Regions from separate parts of the Homo sapiens genome. Here region 2 is linked to region 1. The links are chromatin loops, found by intact Hi-C in ENCODE. Cell type or tissue: heart left ventricle. All regions are shown on one strand. Links, peaks and the distances in the headings refer to the core of each region. The heading gives the core; the rest is flanking DNA. Region 1 overlaps ASIC1 (acid sensing ion channel subunit 1). Region 2 has its middle 31 kb from the start of LIMA1.

Evidence for each region. A loop is a pair of places that touch in the nucleus more often than their neighbours do. Peaks named below come from ENCODE experiments on the same cell type or tissue, not always from the same donor. Only the 100,000 strongest peaks of a DNase experiment are listed, where the experiment ranks them.
Region 2: a loop joins it to region 1, with 2.8 times the contacts of the local background. A loop is called at or near these places in 52 of 110 quality-filtered maps.

The regions. Positions count from the first base shown.
Region 1 is chr12:50,069,010-50,071,916 of GRCh38, forward strand. The region is part of intron 3 of ASIC1 (acid sensing ion channel subunit 1); the gene reads left to right. Among named protein-coding and RNA genes, the nearest start is that of ASIC1, 13 kb to the left of the region's middle. In heart left ventricle, for the core only: CTCF peaks have their summits at 1,673 (motif pointing left) and 1,884; a DNase peak (open chromatin) is centred at 1,662.
Region 2 is chr12:50,313,069-50,315,975 of GRCh38, forward strand. No RefSeq gene overlaps it. Among named protein-coding and RNA genes, the nearest start is that of LIMA1, 31 kb to the left of the region's middle. In heart left ventricle, for the core only: a CTCF peak has its summit at 1,811; no DNase peak of the experiment used is centred there.

The sequences.
Region 1 (2,907 bases), core at 189-2,688:
TCAGCCAGAATCCTCACCGTGGCCTTTAAGGCCCTGAGTGACCTGGGTCCTCCCTGCCTTTACCCACCTCTCCAGCCACACTTGCCCCTTCTCATCTCTCTCCTTCCAGGCCTTTGCATACACTCAGTTCTCTCTCTGGAATATCCTCCCTCCTCCACAGCGGTAAGCGCTAGTGCGCACGTGCACACACACAAATATATACACACACACACCATTACCTAATTACTCCTCTTTATTTATTTTTTATTTTATTTATTTATTTATTTATTTATTTATTTATTTATTATTTAATTTATTTTTTTGAGACAGAATCTCGTTCTATTGCCTGGGCTGGAGTGCAGTGGTGCAATCTTAGCTCACTGCAACTTCCACATCCTTGGTTCAAGCAAGTCTCATGCCTCAGCCTCCCAAGTAGCTGAGATTACAGTCATGTGTCACCATGCCTGGCTAATTTTTGTATTTTTAGTAGATAAGGGGTTTCACCATGGTGGCCAGGCTGGTCTTGAACTCCTGGCCTCAAGTGATCCGCCCATTTCAGCCTCCCAAAGTGCTGGGATTACAGGCATAAGCCACCGCGCCCAGCCTCCTCTTTATTCTTTAGACTGTAATTCAAACATCATTTCCTCAGAGAAAGCTTCCTTAATTCCCCAGTCTGGGGCAAGTCCCTCTGTCATTCACTCTGATAGAGTCATTTTTTTTTTTCATAGCACTTATGGTTTGCAATTAGATATTTGTTTTTTTCATTTTTGAATTGAGGTCTGTCTTCCCTGTTCGACAGTAAGCTCCATGAGGGCAGGTCCATGATGTGTTCTCCACTGTGTCAATGAGTAAATGCAAGAATGAAGAAGCAAGGGATTTGGAGACAGATGACCTCATTCCAGCCTCCAGCCCACTTCTTGCTCTCCCTAAGACTTGAATAGGCTGGTGTGGCTCAGTTTTCTCACTTGTCAGATGGGAATGAAGTTACTCAAACCTGCTTATTTCACTGGGTTGTGTGAGGATCCCATGAGATAACAATTGAAAACCATGAAGCATTACACAGACATGAGGGGTGGCTGGAATGAAGAAAGGGATATAGAAAAAGTCAGAAACCACTCAGCACACACTGCTAAAGAGAAGGTCTGGGTGGGGGGCGCTGTATGCTTGGACAGAGGGTTCAGGACTGAGTGCAGCTCTGTGTGTGTGTCTGCTTGGGCACCTCTCCAGGGGCCCTCTGTGTATGCCCTTTGACACTTTCCTCATCCCCCAATTACTTGAACAAGATGAAGATGGGAAAGAATGTTAGAAGAATAAGCATTTGTTTGAACAAGCATACAGGCGATGGAGGAGAGAGGACATGCAGTTGGGTGTGTGTGTGTGTTGGGGTGTGTGCGTGTTGGGGTGTGTGTGTGTTGGGGCGTGTGTGTGTGTGTTGGGGTGTGTGTGTCGCCCCACACCAGGGCTGCGTGTCTGTGTGGTAATGTGCAAGTGTGCAGTGTGGTCTTGGTTGCTGTGGGGGAAGAGGTATTCAGTTGCACCCAACTTACTGTCCTTTGGCACTGTCTGTGCGTGCACACCCTTGTCTTTGCTGGGGCTCCCAAGCTGGAAGCTCCCGCTGCCTTAGCTGCTTCCTTCTGGAAATCAATCTACTTCCCCTTCCAAAACATCTGAAGGAGGGGGACAGTGCCCTCTAGTGGGAACGCATGGGCAGCTGCAGCTTCCTCAGCCCAAGCCTCAGCCCCACTCCACCCAAGTCTGGAAGTCCTCTCTGAAGCACTTCCTGGGGAATGCAAAGGAGGAGGCCCCTGCCCTCTGAGAGCTCAAGATCTGGCAGGCAGGAAAAAGATACACACAGGACAGGACACACAGGTTCATGCAGGAGAAGCCTGAGGACAGCAGCTGAAGGTGGGGGAGTCTCTCCTCATCTCTGCAATGACTTATCTCTGGTTGCCCTGGGTGTTCCTGGCCTTCCTTGCTTCCTGTTCCTGCACATGGTCTCTTGGTCCTGCTCTTTTGCTCTCGGTCATTACTCATAGCTGTAGGGCCTTGAGCAGAACTGGACCCTTTAGTCTATTCCCTGGGTGGGCACTAACAGCACCCTGTGGAGTCGGGAGGATTCTTGGAGGAGGTAACATGTGAGTAGGATCTTGAAAAATGAGTAGGAATTCTCCAGATGGAGTCCAGGGAAGGCACAGGACTGTGGATGAGCCTCGTGTGTCTGGGGACAGGTGGTGGTGGCTGGATGCTGGCCTGAGGTGGAGGGTACATTGCTTTCAGCTTTTTTTTTTTTTTTTTTGAGACGGAGTCTTGCTCTGTCCCCCAGGCTGGAGTGCAGTGGCTCAGTCTCGGCTCACTGCAAGCTCCACCTCCTGGGTTCACACCATTCTCCTGCCTCAGCCTCCCGAGTAGCTGGGACCACAGGCGCCTGCCAGCACACCTGGCTAAATTTTTTTGGTTTTTTTTTTTTGTATTTTTAGTAGAGACAGGGTTTCACTGTGTTAGCCAGGATGGTCTCGATCTCCTGACCTCTTGATCTGTCCACCTCGACCTCCCAAAGTGCTGGGATTACAGGCGTGAGCCACCACGCCTGGCTGCTTTCAGCTTTGTGGGGCTACAAGAGAGGACTAAATTTTGCCAGGAGGCAGTGGGGAGTGAGAGAAGGTCTTTACTTTTTTGAGATGGAGCCTTGTTCTGTCGCCCAGGCTGGAGTGCAGTGGTGCGATCTCGGCTCACTGCAACCTCCGCCTCCCGGGTTCAAGCGATTCTTCTGCCTCAACCTCCCAAGCAGCTGGAACTACAGGTGCGTGCCACCATACCTGGCTAGAGAAGGTCTTTAAGCAGAAGAATGGTCAGAGTCACACAACTCGAACTAAAGGTGGGGAGAAACTGCAGGGAGGCAGGGAGACCAGTTGAGAGGCTGTTGTTTAG
Region 2 (2,907 bases), core at 254-2,753, 240 kb after region 1:
TGCACTCTATCCTGGGCAACAAAGCAAGAACCCATCTCAAAATAAAATAAAATAAAATAAAATAAAAATGCATAGTAGCACCCCTTCAGGTATATATAGACAATCTCTAAAGAACAGATAATAGTACATGTAGTAAAATAATTAGAAAGTAATATGTATTGAGTGTTTATTACCTTGGTTTTGAATATTATTTAGTTTTAAGTATATGTAATTTAAGTTTTAATAATGGCTGTGTTTAACAACCTGCTTGCAAAATTCCTAAAACCGTAACAATTGGTTCTCACAAGCCAGTAGGAGCCAGTTCCAGCACACCGCTGACCATGATGCAGTTGCAATAAAGATCTCAGCCAATCCCGTGGGGAGCTTTCAAGTCAGAATCCCCTGTCAGAGTTGTCTCACCCTGAGGCAAGGGCTTCTATATCTTGGCATGGACCTGTCACTACATGCAGATGGATCTTTGGGACAGGGTGTTGCCTTGGGTGGAGGGATTCCCTTTGAGTCCCAGAGAAGGATTCAGCCACCATTACCAGCAACTTGAAGTATGAGTGCTCCAGTCCCGAAGTGGGTATTTAGGGAACATACCATAGCATCCACTACACTTATGTATCCTGTAGTTTGTCTTGGTTTCTGTTTTGGGATAGTATTTTTTTCTGGTATAGTTTCACCTGTCATAACTTATGATTCTTGTTTCTGTGGGGTTTTGTTCTTACTGTAACTTTGTATGGATACTGAATTTTTTTGTTGGTTTGTTTTCCTTTTTTTTTTTTTTGAGACAGAGTCTTGCTCTGTCACCCAGGCTGGAGTGCAGTGGTGCAATCTCAGCTCACTGCAACCTTCACCTCCCAGGTTCAAGCGATTCTCCTGCCTCAGCCTCCTGAGTAGCTGGGATTACAGGTGTGTGTTGCCACACCAGGATGATTTTTTTGTATTTTTTTGTAGAGATGGAGTTTCAACATGTTGGCCAGGCTGGTCTCAAACTCCTGACCTCAGGTGATCCACTGGCCTCAGCCTCCCAAAGCACTGGGATTAGAGGCGTGAGCCACCACGCCCGGCCGGGATACTGAATTTTGGTTGTGATTATTATTCATATTTGAGTTTATTTATTATTTGTTTATTTCTGAGACAGTCTTGCTCTGTCACCCAGGCTGGAGTGCAGTGGCAGCGATCTTGGCTCACTGCAACCTCCATCTCTCGGTTCAGGCGATTCTCATGCCTCAGCCTCCCAAGTAGCTGGGATTACAGGCACCCGCTACCACACTTGGCTAATTTTGTATTTTTAGTAGAGACAGGGTTTCACCATGTTGGCCAGGCTGGTCTGAAACTCCTGGCCTCAAGTGATCCTCCCACCTGGGCCTCCCAAAGTGCTAGGATTACAGGTGTACGCCACCATGCCTGGCCTCGTATTTGAATATGTTGGATTTTTCTGGACCAGCTTTTTTTTTTTTGAGACAGAGTTTCACTCTTGTTGCCCAGGCTGGAGTGCAATGGTGTGATCTTGGCTCACTGCAACCTCCGCCTCCCGGGTTCAAGGGATTCTCCTGCCTCAGCCTCCCCAGTAGCTGGGATTACAGGCATGCACCACCACGCCCAGCTAATTTTGTATTTTTAGTGGAGATGGGGTTTCTCCATGTTGGTCAGGCTGGTCTCGAACTCCCATCCTCAGGTGATCCCCCCCAACCTCTGCCTCCCAAAGTGCTGGGATTACAAGCTTGAGCCACTGCACCCAGCCTGGACCAGCTTTTAATAGATGGATCTTTAGAAGAGAATGTGTTTTGAGGGTCTTTCCTGGTTTGGTTTTTTAGCTCAAGAGCTCCCTCTCCTGTTGTCATAGTGTGCCTTTCTTGTAGTCAAACTCTCTGATTTTCCTAGTGTTTTTTTCAGTGGGATACTTATTACCAGGAATATTTATTTTATTTTCCAAAGTGCCTCTTTATCCCGAATGACACACTTTCGCAAGACTGCCACTGTTGTTCCTATGAATTCTCCAAGCCTTATGACTCCTGTTGCCAGTGCTGATACGCCAGGTTTCAGACCAGTTCTTGGCTGTTCCCACTAAGGGTCGGGCACCTTTTTCTGGGAGTGAAACTTGTTGATGTTATCAGGTTCCATTAATGTTTAAGACCCTCCATATTCCCTACTCTTTCAAGCAGCTCCAGTGATGTCTACACACTTGTGGGGGTTCTGGCTGGTTTCCAGGGTATTTTTTCCAACTTGTATGTATATTGCGGATTGTAGCAATCTTTTTTGCTGGTCAATATATGTTGTAGGAATTTTTATTTGCTGTCCTTTTTGCTCTGTATAGTTTTTAGGAAGAGATTGGGACGAGTCACCGGAACCCAGAAGGTGTATTTCTTTCTTTCTTTTTTTTTTTTTTTTGAAACTGAGTCTCACTCTGTCACCCAGGCTGGAGTGCAGTGGCACAATCTCGGCTCACTGCCACCTCTCCCTCCCAGATTCAAGCCATTCTCCTGGCTCAGCCTCCCAAGTAGCTGGGATTATAGGCGTGTGACACCACACCCGGCTAATTTTGTGTTTTTAGTAGAGACGGGTTTTCATCATGTTGGCCAGGCTGGTCTGGAACTCCTGATCTCAGGTGATCTGCCTGCCTTGGCTTCCCAAAGTGGTGGGATTACAGGCGTGAGTCACCACACTTGGCCTTTCTATTTAATATGTATAAATAGTATTGTGCTTTAAATATCCTTTTTTCTTTTCCTTTTTTTTTTTTTTTTTTTTTTAAGACAGGGCCTTGCTCTATCACCCAGGCTGGAGTGCATTGGTACAATCATGGCTGACTGCAATCCCCTCTTCACAGGCTCAAGTGATCCTTTCACCTCAGCCTGCCAAATAGCTGGGATTTCAGGCAAGCGCCACCAAGTCCGGCTTAGTTTTTTTATTTTTTGTAAAGAC